2 separate regions of the Mus musculus genome follow, and region 2 is linked to region 1. A link is a loop called in an ENCODE intact Hi-C map of the cell type or tissue named here. Cell type or tissue: heart. All regions are shown on one strand. Each heading gives the region's core, and the rest is flanking DNA. Links, peaks and the distances in the headings are about the cores only.

What was found. Hi-C counts contacts between places; a loop is a spot of excess contacts. Peaks named below come from ENCODE experiments on the same cell type or tissue, not always from the same donor. Only the 100,000 strongest peaks of a DNase experiment are listed, where the experiment ranks them.
Region 2: a loop joins it to region 1, with 2.2 times the contacts of the local background. A loop is called at or near these places in 2 of 42 quality-filtered maps.

The regions. Positions count from the first base shown.
Region 1 is chr3:142,705,321-142,712,989 of GRCm38, reverse strand. Kyat3 (kynurenine aminotransferase 3) reads right to left here. Exons shown (of 14, transcript NM_001293560.1): 2 at 6,199-6,301. The coding sequence starts at 6,300. Among named protein-coding and RNA genes, the nearest start is that of Kyat3, 8.1 kb to the right of the region's middle. In heart, for the core only: CTCF peaks have their summits at 2,149 and 4,007 (motif pointing right); DNase peaks (open chromatin) are centred at 3,999 and 4,609; H3K27ac peaks cover 224 bases.
Region 2 is chr3:142,290,590-142,298,258 of GRCm38, reverse strand. All of the region lies in intron 7 of Pdlim5 (PDZ and LIM domain 5), which reads left to right. Among named protein-coding and RNA genes, the nearest start is that of Pdlim5, 100 kb to the left of the region's middle. In heart, for the core only: a CTCF peak has its summit at 3,223 (motif pointing left); no DNase peak of the experiment used is centred there.

The sequences.
Region 1 (7,669 bases), core at 1,085-6,084:
CTTGCCGCCCTTGGAGACAGGAACGACACAGACACCAAGATGGGTTCATGCAGCTTCCGCTTTACTTGCAGCTTCCTTCATAGCTTTTTACTTACAGCTTTTTTACTTGGGGCACAGCTCTTTACTTACAGCTCTTTTACTTGGGGCACAGCCCTCTCCACTTACAGCTCTCTTCCCCTCAGGGCAAGGTCTATATTTATACAGTAGCGGCAACTGACCTCATCTCCCTCCACACCACCTCATCCAATCAGAATCACACACGCTCCAGGCACAAGCTCAGATCGGTCACAGATAGGCTGACAGATCCAACTTGGCAGGTAGCTTACACATGCAGTTTCACTGCGCATGTTCGGGCAAGGCAGTAAACATGTGGGTTTCACTGGGCTTGGCAATGGGCCAGGGCGCCATCTTGGCCCATGCGACCGCATCCGTTTCCCACAGGAGTGCATGTCCTCACACTTGTACGACAAATGCTTTAACCCCAATCTTCCTAGCCCCAGTACAGTAACTAAAAGCATAAGATTATAAAGGTTTTCCTTTCGCTTATATTTCTTATGCACAGAACCTCAGCTGCTGCTCTGCTCTTTGTCACTGTCATCTTGAGACAAAATTCAGCCTCTACCCAAACACTACCTCCTTTAAGAAATATATATATATAATCAGTTATTTCATGGCTGAGCCATGAAGTCGGGTTATGTAACTGCCCACTAGGGGAAGCAGTAAGTACTTTGGGAAACAACTAAATAAAGGCAGGATCAGACAGGTCGCTGTTATGGGTTGAATTTGGTGTGCCTCAATTACGTAGGTGGAGACCCTAACTCTTAATACTCAGAGTTTGGCTATAGAAATAGGGTCCCTGGGGACTGGAGACATGGCTCAGTAGCTAAGAGCACTGGATATCCTTCTAGAAGATGTGATTTAGTCCCAGCACCCACATGGAAGATTTTGTAACTCCAGTTCCAGAGTTCTGACACCCTCTTCTGGGAAGTATCAATCAATGTATGTGATACATACACATGCATGCAGACAAAACACTCAGATGCATAAAAAATTAAAAAAAAGATGTCGTAAAAAGAAGAAATAGGCTCATTGCATATGCCAGAGTTAAGATGAGGTCACTAGGGTGGGCTCACATCTGCTTTGATGTGTTGGCTCCTCATTTAAGGGGACATCTGGGCACCCAGTGTGGAGGCCTTGACAGAGGCTAAAGTCATGGCTCTCCAAGTCAGGAATGCCAAAACCCCCCATGGAAACCACTGAAAAGCCAGAGAACGTAAGACTCTTCCTTCCTTCAGTAGGAAGGAAGGTCTCTATTAAAGTGATGTCAGCCTTTTGGCCTCCAAAGGCAATGAAGAGAAGAAAACAAAATGAAGCAAAAACAAACTAAACCTCCCATTGCGTAAGCACTTGCTTTGCTCACGCACTGGGGAAATCAGTTGACGGGTGAGAAGTAGGTGAGAAGCCACTGGTCACTCACAGAGGTTAGGTTGGAACGTTGCAGGTCCAGAGCCCAGTTTCAATTTCTCTCAGGTTATTTTCAGCCCCCTTGAGGGACTCAGTGTCTATTCTAATGTATTTATGGCTAATGTACAAAAATCCTTTGAATGGTATAATAGATCACTAGCTTTGCCAACCGAAAGGCTGAGTGTCACAGATAAGAATAGAGACCCCCCCCCAACACATGCGCACGCACGCACCTTGCTTTAACCTCCCTACCTAATGTCTTCACCAACATATTTTAAAACTGGCTTGATTCATGACTATCTTTGTTCATTACCACAAAAGCTCCATCAGACTGTTAACACACTGGAACATGGAATTTGGGTGTTCCCGTGCTCCTGAACAACGGCAACTCATATTTGGCCCCAGAATAAGCAATCTCCCTTCGCTTTGACCAAGGTCATAAGATGCTCTTCGCACACCAGACTCAACGGCAGAGGTAAATAGTGGTTGTGTAAAACTTACTTCCTAGAGAGCAGCTAAAGGTCTGGTGTGAATTTTGAACACAGCCAAGCATGTGGAGTGCATTTGTTCATCAGTGAGATTTCAGGTGTTGCATATTCACGAGCTGTGTCTTATACAAAGCTGCTGAAATCACAAGCTACTTAATCTTTCCTCAGCTTGAAGGGAAGGGTGCCTCTCTAGAGCTTCAACACACGGTGGCGGTGGCGAGCGAGTTTAGCAAAGATAAGGAAAACTGTCAACAAAGCTAGTTCCAAAGATGAAAGGAATTACAACCCGGGCGCCCAATACAGGAAGCTACAGCTGTACACATTTTAAGGACTTAACCCACAGGATTTAATGCTTGTAGGTTGGATGAGACGGGTACAGAAAAAGCCTCACAAACAAGGGGATGAAGCTGAGGGAAACGAGGCTGTCAAATCCAGACAGTAGAAGTCATTAATCAAGTCTTTACCCAGCGCAGCCAAGGTGACTAGAGGGCAAGAAAGGCCTAAAATAGCAAAAGCAGAGCTGTATACAATGTATGATTCTGTATTCTTCTAGAAGAACCCTGAATACTACACACACACACACACACACACACACACACACACACTCACACTATTGTATTTTAATTTTACTTATTTGTGTATATTTTGATGTCCCAGTGCCCACAGCCACAGCACTTAGGACTCCTTCATTCCTTATCACTAATAATACTTCATAATGTCTCTCGTTTCGTTTAAAACACACTGGAAATGCCATACTATCTCCCAACCTATGCCATGGCTTCTTTTGTGAAGTACACAGCTGTCACTCGGGCTTCTGTGCAACCCGGCACTCTCAGGACTTCACTGGGACATTACCAAGGGCCGAGGCTTCCCCTGGCACATCAGATGCCCTCAACAGCCCAAAGCTATCAGACCTCTTATTTGCATGAGTTGCAGACTAAATCTGCATGCAGTCTTTTGGTATAAAGGAGAATGATAAGAAGGTTGGCGCTTCTGTTGGAAGTGCAGAGGGGCGCTCCAGCACACAGGGAAGAGACCTCGAGCCCACAGGTTTTGTTTCATCTCTGTCCCCACCTACTCTACTTTCCTTCCCAAGACACAAAGTAACCTCCCCCACCCCACGCCCAAATTCACTCTCAGGGAGGGACATTAAGCCCCAGGAATCTCCAGGGAAATGAAAACTAAAATCAGGAGACATCATAATGAATCCATTAAGATGTTTGTAGACAGCAAGTGTTGCGGACAGGGATGTGGGCCACTGGCTACTGCTCAGGCCTCATGGGATGTAATGGGGTCCAGGCAGTTTGGGAAATGTTTTGGAAGTGACCTAAAAACTAAACATAATTTAAATATAGTTAAAAGTAAAGCAGACATCTCACTGTGAGGTGTTTACAAGAGAACGGAAAACCTCATCTAATAAATCAAGGCACAGGGACCCTTCACACAGTTTATGCACAGAAATCTAAACCTAGAAACAACACAAAGCTTCTCAAAGGGGGAAAAGAGAAGGAAGCAACGGCCAATCTACAACCTGAAGTAGCACTCAACGGCAAGGAGGGAGAAACCACCGACATGCTACACTTAAAATCATTGTATGTATATAAAAAAAACCCTCCTATAAAATACAAAGGCGAACTAATCCGTAATGACAAAGAACAAATCAAAGGACTGGGTTATAGCTCAGTGGAGGAGTGTTTGCTTTGAGTGTGCAGGCTCTGGGTTCAATTTACAGCTCCACAAGGTAAGCCATGAGCTACAGACAAACACAAGGCCCGCTGCCACGGGGTTACGGGGATGCTGTGTGGTTGCTTGTGGCTGGTTTTTCACGGATCGTTTTCTAGCAAACGATCAATTGAGTTGTCAGTCTTCACTGTAGTTTGTTGCATCTAGACTTGATTTGAAAAGGTTGTCAGGGTGTTCTGAGACCACGCCTCCTTTTTCTCTCTGGAAAGAACGGAAGTTCCTCAAGTAAAGATAAACAAAATGATCTCACAGATAGGAGCTTCCCAGATAGGAGCTCCGTATTCAGGAAACCAGGTGGATTACTATGTTTGGCCACTAGATGGCAGCACCAACACAGACTGCTCCTGCCATGATGGAAAAACTGAATGTAAAATTCAGCCGGACCTCTGAACTAAGATTTAAGGATGAGGCAATTACTCCAGATACAAAGGTCTGAGAATCTAACGGAAACCTCTAAGCAACACATACTCGGTTTCTCTATTTTATACACTATTATTTCTAAGCTGGGTTTCGTGGCTGTCCTGTATTCCCAACAGTACTGGAGGCTGGAGATAAGGAATCATTACAAAGTTGAGGTCAGCCTGGTCTATATAGTGCCTGTCTCAAACTACAAATAAGCAGGCAGGCAGGCAGGCAGGCAGGCAGGCATGGTGATGCATACCTGTAAGCCAAGAACTTGAGAGGCAGAGGCAGGAGGAAGCCAGCCGGAGCTACCTAGCAAGCTCTAGGTCAGACTCCCTTACAGGAAACCCTGTCTGAAAAACCGCACCAAACCAAATCAACCAGCCAAAAAAATGAACATTTTGAATGTGATGTGTTCAGCTTCTCTTGACTGAACTCATGAGTGATCCTGTGTTGGGAGCCATTAAGGCAACACTATTGTCCTGATCTCTGAATTGGGCCTCTCCCCCCGAGAAGAAAAGAGGGTCAAAAGTGGGCCACCGGATGCACCGCTCCAAGAAAGTCAGCGCCGGATGTCCTGACCTCAAGATACCCTGATACCGCCAAGTTCCTGCTTCCCCGCGTAACTGCCTAAGAATGTGCAATTCTATTGCCCCCCCTCCCACTGATAAATACTTCTCCTTTTGCTTGTATTACCCCATCCCTCTCGCTGATAAGTATCTGTACTTCCCCGTTTCCTTGTGCAATTCTACTGCCCCATCCTTCCTGCTGAAAGGCACTTCCCCCTTTGCTTGTGTATTTAAACCTTGGGCCTGGCTAATACATTTTGGGGGTCTTGATACAACTTCAGAACGGATTCCGTGTCGTTACTCGTACAAGACCCTCGTCTCTCTCTACCCCCCATTTGGTTATTAGGAGGAGGTCCCCTCGAGATCCTCGAATAACTGGACCTGCTGGACGGGTCAATCCTGACTCTCCGAGAGATGGTGTGTTAGAGGAAAATCTTACACATACCTCAACAGGAAGCCAGGCACGGGCGGCACACCCTCCCAGGACCGGTCCTAGGAGCGCAGTGGGTGTGAACTGCGCTGGACCTTCCTAAACTGAAGGCAAACAGGTATCTATCAAAGCCTGTTGCTGCACGTTTGGCTGACTTCAGTCTGTGGAGAAAGTAGTTTGCCTTTCCATGCATTGCGTATTTCATACACACCTGTGCCCACTGGCTTCTCTGAACTCATGGCAGCTGGAGACACAGCTAAGCCCTGGAGGTTTCCCAGATGCTGGGGGTGGGGCGAGGTACAGCTTGGCATGCTGTGCAGTGGTCCACACGTGCAACTCCAGTGTTCACCTTCTGCGTCTCACCTAACACCCACATGACTATCAGACAACACTCCTAACCTGTACCCCTAACCTGAGTGAACCCCTGTCTCTATCAACCTTGAAGCTAACAGTGAGACGGCACCTGAACTCCACAGGTAACCAAAATAATAAATAATAATAAATGGCAGCTCTGTTGGCTTCCCCTTCTTGATGACCTAAGTGATGGCTATTGTTGTTAAGTGTCACCTCTGACATGCAGGATATCAGATATGACTCCTGTGAAAGGGTCACAACCCGTAGGTTGAGAAACACTGAATTAGGTGAACTGGAGGTCATCGACCTGCACTTTTGGACTTTTGGTCACAGCAATAGCCTTTGCTAAACAAAAAGGTTTGCACTTCAGCATGGCAGAGCCAGGCACGGTGAGTAAGGTACCCAACTTTGGGCAAGTGAATACACCTGTCACACATTCTCATTTGGAACACAGAGAAACTCATATTCAAACTCATATTTTGTGACCGTAGACTAAGAACGGCCACCACGATGAGCCACGAGCGACAAGCAGGCAGGTGCTCAAAGAACCAGAGTTCTGGCCAGTGATGAGACTCACTCCCTCAGCCCACATCACAGAATTACACCCCCCACTAAGACTCACTCCCTCAGCCCACATCACAGAACTACACCTCCCACTGAGATACTAAAAGTCCCTGGGAAATTGCATAATTTTTAACCAACGTGAGAAAATACATGCAATATTGGGTCTGTGACAAGCAATACCTACGGCAGAAGTGCAGAGTCCGAGGACTTTCGAAGAAGAGTAAATTGTCTTTATGGGCTTTGATCTGCAGCCAAGGGAGATGAGTCTCCTCTGGGCCAAAAGCATGCTAGAGAAAAGAGACATTGAAAGAGGAGTCAATGAGCGTTCGCTGCACCATTGCAAGATCCCCGTGGGTGGCTGAGAGAACACAAGCGCATATACACCTTAAATGTTGATGAGGGGTTTCAGGTATATATACACGGTATAAAAAATGCTTCAGACTTCTCGCCCTCACTATGCTATGCTGTATTTAGACTTCAAGGTTCAGAGCATTAGACGTTAAACCGTGCTAATAATGAGTGTGGGGCTCCTAGGACATCTTGTGGGGACTCACGTCTCTCCTTTAACCGTGTGAGTTCTAGACACCCTCCTCAGTGTGTCAAGCTTAACAGCAAGCATATTTAGCTACAGAACTTCACATCTTTGGCAACTATACTAGCTTTCTTCCTGGCCTCTTTTCCTTTTGGATTTCCTTTCTATTATTTATTATCCATTTCTGGAATCACCTGAAAGCTCCTCTTCTTCGTCTTATAGAGACCCTCACTCAAACTTTAGGTGGAGAGAGAGTCCAAACTGGAGATCTCCTTGGATCCTACCAGGGACCAACCTCGGCTTGGAGAGGGGTCCTGAGAGAAGGGGTGTCTGGGAGCTGCAAAAACAAACCACTCGCAGTCAATTCGTGAGTGCAAGCTGGTGGCCTATGCTCTGCTGGAGCCAGCTTTCCAGACTGCTTTCTCTCTGTTTTGCTTTCTTTTCTTCTCTGGAGAGCTGCAGAAAGCTAGCTAGCTCTCTCTCTCTCTCTCCTGCTTGAGACACTTCTCTCAACAGTACTCTCTTGCTATTCTAAAAAAATTCTCTGGATAGCTCATTTCTTGCAGTTCATAAGCCCAGTCTTTTATTTTACATATCAATCTAGTCACTTCAGGTTTCCTTTTGATTCCTATGAATCAGTAGCCCATCACCCTAGCTCCTTAATTCGTAGGAGACAGCAAGCACACATTTTCTTTTAATATTGTATAAGGATTCAGAAATCTGACTCTGTTAAACACAGGTGATCAGATAAATGGGTTGGAGTCCATCCTGAAATTACCATTTCTATACTACCCCTGGGCCTAACCCTGCTCAGTCCTAGGCTGACCTTGAACTCAGGAATCTCCCTGCCTCTGTATTTTTCTGACAAGCTGGATCATTAATGCAGCTGCCTTTGTTCCTCTAGATTCTTGAATCACTCATAATTCATATTGCATCCTTATACTTTGCACAGTTGAGAAATTATGTATTTTCCAACTCATGTTTTTAGAGTTATTTCCCACAGCCCTAAGGGCTGTCCTGAAGGTCCCAGTGTTTACCATTTTGTTAATATGTTAACTGCACCTTTGCCTCCTGGTCTTAATACTATCTGATTGTCATGGAGTCATTAAGGTTAACAGGGAGG
Region 2 (7,669 bases), core at 1,322-6,321, 410 kb after region 1:
CCAGGTCTCTGGTGCATTCTGGAGGGTACCCCCAAACTCCTACCTCCCGAAGTTGCCTGTTTCCATTATTTTTTTTTTTTGCTGACCCTCAGGGCTTCAGTCCTCTTTCCTCACCCAATACCAGATCAGGTTCTTCTCTACCCCTCACTACACCCCCCCACGCCCACTTTCCTTCCCAAGTCCCTCCCTCCCTCCCCACTTGTGATTGCTTTCTTCTTTCTCCCAAGTGGGACAGAGGCGTCCTCACATGGGCCCTTCAGCTTGTTGACTTTTTTGAGTTCTGTGGACTGTGTCTTGAGTATTAAGTACTTTTCTTTCTTCCTTTCTTCCTTTCTTCCTTTCTTCCTTTCTTCCTTTCTTCCTTTCTTCCTTTCTTTCCTTTCTTCCTTTCTTCCCTCCCTCCCTCCCTCCCTCCCTCCCTCCCTCCCTCCCTCTTTTCTTTCTTTCTTTCTTTCTTTCTTTCTTTCTTTCTTTCTTTCTTTCTTTCTTTCTCTCTCTCTCTCTCTCTCTCTCTCTCTCTCTCTCTCTCTCTCTCTCTCTCTATTTATTTATTTTGGCTAATATCCACTTATTAGTGAATACATACTATGCTTGTCCTTTTGGGTCTGAGTTACCTCACTCAGGATGATATTTTCTAGTTCCATCCATTTGCCTACAAAAGTCAGGGTGTCCTCATTCTTAATAGCTGAGTAGTACTCCATTGTGTAAATGAACTACATTTTCTGTATCCATTCTTCTGTTGTGGGACATCTGGGTTGTTTCTAGCTTCTGGCTATCACAAATAAGGCCACTATGAACATAGTCAAACATGTGCCCCTGTGGCATGGTGGGGCATCTTGGGTATATTCCCAAGAGTGGTATTGCTGGGTCTTCTGGTAAATCTATTTTGTTTTTGAAAGGAAAATTGCAGTACTTCCGACCACGCATTTGCCTGTAGTTGATACTTTTCTACTAAATTTATCTGTTCATAAAACAGGTATGAAAGTGTTTTGTTTGTTTGCGTCATTAAAGCAGCCTTTGCTTTTTAGTGTGTGTTTGTGTGTGTGTGTGTGTGTGTGTGTGTGTGTGTGTGCGTGCGTTTATGTGATGCTTTTGTAGGCATTCTGGTGTCTAATGGGTCGAGAAAACAATTAAGCTTTGAAACAAATACATGAGACACTTAGAGCTCTGATTGGGAAAAGAAACAAATCATTTGCCATTCATGTTAGAGAATCTACTTTATATCATGGACTTTAAAAGGCAACAGCAGGGCCAAGATGTACTTAGAGTCCTTGTTTTGTATGTGTTAAGTCCTGGGTTTGGTCTCTAGAGCTACAAATACAATAAATAAACTAAGAACCATCGTGTTAGTAACACAGTATAAATAGAAAGGATGGTGATGATGGTGATGATGGTGATGGTGGTGATGATGGTGATGGTGGTGGTGAATGAGTATGTACCAGGATAGAAAATTATGGCAAGCCATTGAAACTTTGAAAAAATTACTTCCTTAAAACATTTATATGTAAAATATATAATTTTGTCAAACACGATAACACTTATTTAAAATTAAGGGGTGCTCTTCATGATATCCTTTTTTCTACTAAAAGGAGTATTAATAGTATGCAGTTTATATGTAAATAAATATAATCTAGCATTTTACTTGAGCAAGAGAAATTGCTTAAACTTGTTAGGATCAAGCATAGTTCGTCAGTCTTTTACCCTTTGTCCACAACAGAGGATGGAGTTTTAGTATTTTGTGATGAAGAATTATAACATGGTGCTGAGACGGTGGCTCAGCAGGTGAGAGCACTTGCTCTGTAAGTGTGAGGACCTGAGCTTGGTCTCCAGCACTCAAAGACAAGAGAAATTCAGGCATGACTGTCCATGCCTGTAACTTCAGCACTGGCGCAAGGAAAGATGGATCCTGGGAGCTCCGTGGACAGCTGGGCTAACAAGATGGTGAACTTCTGATTCAGTGAGAGATGCTTCTCATGGCAGTGAGGAGAGTGGTATGTGGGAGACAGTCTGCATCCTCCTCTGGCCTCCACATGAGTGTGCATAGGTGCACACACCCATACATTTACATGATGCAATCAATGCACACAAATCATATACACACATGTACACATCACACGTAAGAACACAGAGAATTATAACACAAGATGTGGTTTTCCAGTTTTCAAATAATTAAAGAATTAAAATGGTTAGTGTTTGTGAAAAGTTTCAAACTGGAATCTCCAGTTTTACCTTTTGAAGGTAAAATACTCATGGAGTGAAGAATACACGTGATGCCAATGATTCCTGCCTTATAAGCGTGGGGTTTTCCACTGGAAGAATGCATCTAAGTTACTTCTGAATAGAGACCTGTCATATTTACATATTCATCAACAATTTAGAAACAAACTGCAGGAGATTTCCCTAATATATTCTTTTGCATGTTATTTTTTTTAAATTTTTCATAGGCAAATAAATATGAGCCCATAAAAGTTAGAAAAAACTTTCTGGCCGATTTCATGTCTTTTTTTATTGTTCTACTTCAGAAACATATTTATCAAGACACACACACACAGGGCCTGGGCAGATGGTTCTATCAATAAAGTCCTTGCCCTTGCAAGCATGAGGACCTGAGTTTAACCCCAAATACATGTAACAAGCCCGTCCTGTGTGCTAGTGCGTTGGAGACAAGAGTCCCAGGGCTTGTTGCTCTGCTAGGCTTGCCCAGTGGGTGAGCTGTGGGCTCAGCGAGAGCTCAGCCTAAGATTAAGGTGGAAGGTGACAGAACAAGACACCACTGCTGACTTCTGGACTCCACTAGCTCGTGCATGTACCCATATGTGCATATCCTGCACATACACAACGGTGCACGCTAGTTAAGCATGTTTGTTACCCTGAACTGCTATTTCATAAGCTCTGCAGAGGAAGTGAGAATTGTTCCCCATCCGATATTTGTTATGAGATCAGTTGACACTCACACTTAAATCTAAAGGATAGAACACCAGAACCCCCTACATCAGTCTAAATTTATAAAATAATTCTGAAAATAGCTAGAATCCCCTAGCATTCCTATGTAGTCCATATGACAATCTGGAAAAGAGTCACAGTTCAAATACGAGTACATGAGCAAGTCATTTGTGTCTAATGCATACAGAGTATTTGTACGTGACCTCCCTTAAAGCTCTGTTGGTACATTAGTCTATGGTCTATCAACAGTGTGTTTGTGACTAATGCAGCTGTCGCCATCTACTGAGCATAAGTAATTATTACACTTGAGTTGTTCTGGCAGTTCATAGTTACTCTGTATTTTTATGTATATATACGTTGTTCTCTGTATACTTTAAAAACTGCTTTATGACTTTGTCGAATTATTTGTGGCTTATTACATTTTATAAAGTTCTTTATTAGAAGAATCAGCATTTTAATATGTAGACTCGATTTATTTATAGAGTCCACACATAATATATGCCTAGAACTTGGGCACACTTGTCAGATTGGTAAATGTTATGATGCTGCTCGAGTTAACTTCTTCCACACCTCCCTTCACAGAATAAACACAATGTTGTTATTGTCTGTTCAAAAATGCAGTATCAAACAAGATTCCTGCAGGCTAATTTTTTTCTACCATAAAACAAATTACAACTTGTAATACTTAGTAGCATTGATAATAGGCAGTTTCACCATGATGAAGATTTTGTTTGACCTCTTTTTAGTCTAGTTAATTTCACATATTTCAACTACATTGATATTTCAGAAAACTGTTATTCTGCTTTTATGTTTATATAAAGATGTTTTTCTTATTTAATCTTATAAAAGAAATAAAGTTAATACATTTGCATGATTAAAAGTAAAGGATGGGAAGGATATTATAACAACTTAATTTCTATTTTCTTAAACAACTTGATAAATTACAAGTATCTCAAAGCCTGTCTCACCTTGTCCCAGCATTCCCTTCCGTATCTCCATTTCAGTATCTATTGGAAGGTGTTTGTTGAGCTCCCCCCGTGTCTGCCTTAATGCTAGGCGCTCATCTCACCGGTCCCATGTGTGTAATTAATTGTTCTGTTGGTGGCTGACCTTACTGCTTTGGACAGAACACACTAAATAAAGGTGGATAATTCTGGGGACATTTTGAGGTAACTGTTTTTTCATGTACTTGATTTTTTATTACGGTAGTGTCTAGCAATTCATAAGAAGGAAACTGAGAGTGAAATTTTGGAAGATTTTACAACTTCAGAGCCTTGTATGCATTGGTTAGAGAGTAGGCAATTTGAAACTTTATTATGGAAAAGGAACATGTTTAGACAGAGTAAAAATCAGGGTATCAAGCCGCATGAAAGGAGGCAAATGTTAGTAGCTCTTATAAAGGAAATTGTAAGCATAGCACATGATGTTAAGAAAGTGAACCTTGATCTAGATTGCTTTCTGTTGCTGTGGTAAACACCCTGACCAAGGGCAACTTGGGAGGAAAGGGTTGATTTGGCTTATGCTTTCCAGGGCTCAGTGCATCCCCGAGGGAATTCTAGGCAGGAAGTCAAGGAAGAAGTTGAAGCAGAAACCAAAGAGGAACTGTGCCCAGATGCACCTGCCCGGGGCTGATACGGCCTGCAGTTGGCTGGGCTGTCCTCCGCGAATCTCAGTAAAGATAGTTCATCACAGGCATTGCCACAGGCCGCTTCTTTAACTGAGGCTCTGTCTTGGCTGTGTCAAGTTTCTGATACAGACTAAGAAGAACACACGTCTATCTAAATAAATAAAACTACCAAGCAGCATTAATTTGGGGCGTTAAAAAGGCGGAAGAAAGGAGCAGTGTTTTCAGTGGTTATTGTGAGATTTTTTTGTTATTGTTGAAATATATAATGAAGCAAAACTAACTGGACTTGAGAAGCACACACTGAAAGGGTTTTGATTTACTTGCCTCTGGAAGGAATTGATGCTCACATATAAACGGATTCTAAACTCTTTGAATCAGTTTTATTTTTGTCTCTAGTCATATTTTACTCAGTGATTGCTAAGGAGCATTGTCTACATTTTTTAAGCTGAAGAATGGGAAAGAAACAAGAATAAGAAGAGGAAAATATTCTTTTTCCTTTTTTTTTTTAAAGGAAAGGTTTACTTTTAAATAAACTAGTTTAAATTTGAGCGCACTTGGCATGAAAATCTAGATGACATTCTGAGAGTGGGAGGTGGGAGAGGAAAGAGCACGTGATGTGTATATGTATGCGTTCACATATGTGTGTGAATTTGGTCACTTTCGTGCCATGGTGTGCGTGCATAGATCAGGTGACAACCTTTGGTACTGCTCTTTTCTTTACATCTTGTTTGAGACAATTTCTTTTGCTTATTTTTTTTTACTACAAATGGTAGGCTAGCTGTCTTGTGGGTTTCTAGGAGTTCCCCTGTCTTTGTCTCCCATCTCCCTAAAGAGAGTAGAGATTATCACTCTTGGCATGTTAGCTTTTGCAGTCTTGGGATTCTAATACTTACTCAAACTTCTGTGGCGAGCACTTTTACCCTTTAAGCCGTTTATTTAGCCTCTAGCTGGCATTCCTAAGCACATGACTAATAAGATGAGATAAGACAAGTGAGCAGAATTGAAAAGACCCAGAATGAGTTCTCAAGAGTTAGGTCACATTTAACCATAGCATGGATTTCAAATGGTTGATGGGAATAGTAATTTCAACAAATCATCAAAGAAAAGGTCTTAAGACCTCTGTACAGAATTAATGAGTGACATGTATTTATTGTAATTTAAGCAAATCATATGCTTAAAGGATCAACCATTGACTTGGGTGGAGACCTCCGCAACCCTGCCCCCTAATTTAGCATGTATTGTGAAGATATGCATCTATTACCAGTCCATCCTTCAAACATATATTGGGAATTTATGAAATTGGACCAATTCTAGAGAATAAGAAATAGGAAGTTTAATGTATCTATGCGCAGCTGAAACCAACATATTTGACTCTTCTGTAACACCTGATACAGAGGAAGATTCTTCCTTTGTGTTTTAAGAGCAAGATGCTTGAAAGTAAACCTTATGAAATGCAGTCATACCCAAAAGACAGTGTTTCATAGACCTTCTCATCCATCACCCCCCACCCCCACTCTGATTTCTTGTAGCTCCTAAATCTGTTGGCACACAAGTGCAGCACTACTAAATATCACCTGGTATATTACCTTTCAGCTCTTGACATTGGTTTCTAAGAGCTTCATAAATAACAATCCTGAAAAACAAACAAACAAGCAGCCAAGAAGTTACTGTGCATTGATATACTTTTGGCTGGGAGATTGTTAAGTTATGCATTGGACATTTTGTTTTTCTTGCAGACCTCATAGATTAGCAATGGCCCCAGCTCACACTTAGTTTATTTGACCCTCCATATCTGTGGGTCCTCATCCATAAATCCACCCAACTATGGATCTAAACTTTTTTCCATCTAGATTCTATAGACTTTCATTCCTAGCCATTCTCTACACAATATCACACCTATTTCTATAGCATTTACTTTGTGTTGGGCATTATAAGTAGTAATCTAGAACAAATATCAATGTCGTGCACCTGTAGTTGTAGTTACATAAGGTGGTGAGAGAGGAGAATGGATAGTTCAGGGTGAGCTTGGATGGCAGAAGAAGACCTTCACATGGAATAGAAAAAGTCCAGCAAAAGCTCTATGAAGTCCTTACTTTGTGCCACTCACTTTCCAGCGGCTAGATCATAGGAGAACAAGAATGCTGGGGAAGCGTAGAAGAACATACAGTGTGACAAAAAAAATGCAAAGGGGGTTTTACTTTACTGTGTGGCTTATATATGGCAGCATGATATGCCATATGAAAGAGAAGGCTGAGGTCAGTAGACACTAGTTAGGGATTCCCATTTATTTAAATTCCTGAGCATAAACCACTTAAGGCAATTCATCGATCTCTTACTTTCCTCACTAAGGTTCATGGTTAACAGTCTTCTGACTGTCTCAGGGTCTCATCTCTGGGTTACCTGTCTCAGTGCCTCCTCTTTGCTTCATTCTACAGTTGTTATCAGTTACCTCACTGACAGTATTTTGAATCACCAAATACCCGGGTTGCCACAGACCCTTTTTGGTCCCTGTCTGCTTAGAATGGGTCTCTAGTTGCAGGTGAACAAGGAGTCGGCGAATGAATGACAAACAGAAGCGACACAAGAGATTGTGTAGAATCTGAATGTATTGTCACAAAGTGTACACCAGTCTTATATAACACAGAAAGCAAAGGGGTAGGAGGTCAAGGCTGGAAATGTACATTGAAGTTACCTGACACAAAACAAAGGAATGACTTTTGAAGGACTTACAGGAACCAGGTAATATTTACAGTAAAGATAAAACAGCTCTGCCTAAGGTCAGCTAATGACAGGTAAGGATTTCACACCCTCATCACAATTTGTGCTACTCCTTTGAGCCTTGTGAAAGCTAGCACCAGGGGGTTCTGCTCTAGCAGACCTTCTCATGAAAATTGCAATACCACAAACCTCCTATTTCCTAGGCTGATAAATTCTTGTATGAGTGTAACTTGGCTGTTCTTTTAAGTATCTATGGAGAATCTCCATTTGTCAGAAGAATTCACCAACTTGTAATATACAATGTAGCCTGCTATACCAGGCTGTAGTGAAGATTCCTCTCAGTGGGATTCCCTAACTCTTACATGGTAAACCCACCTATTA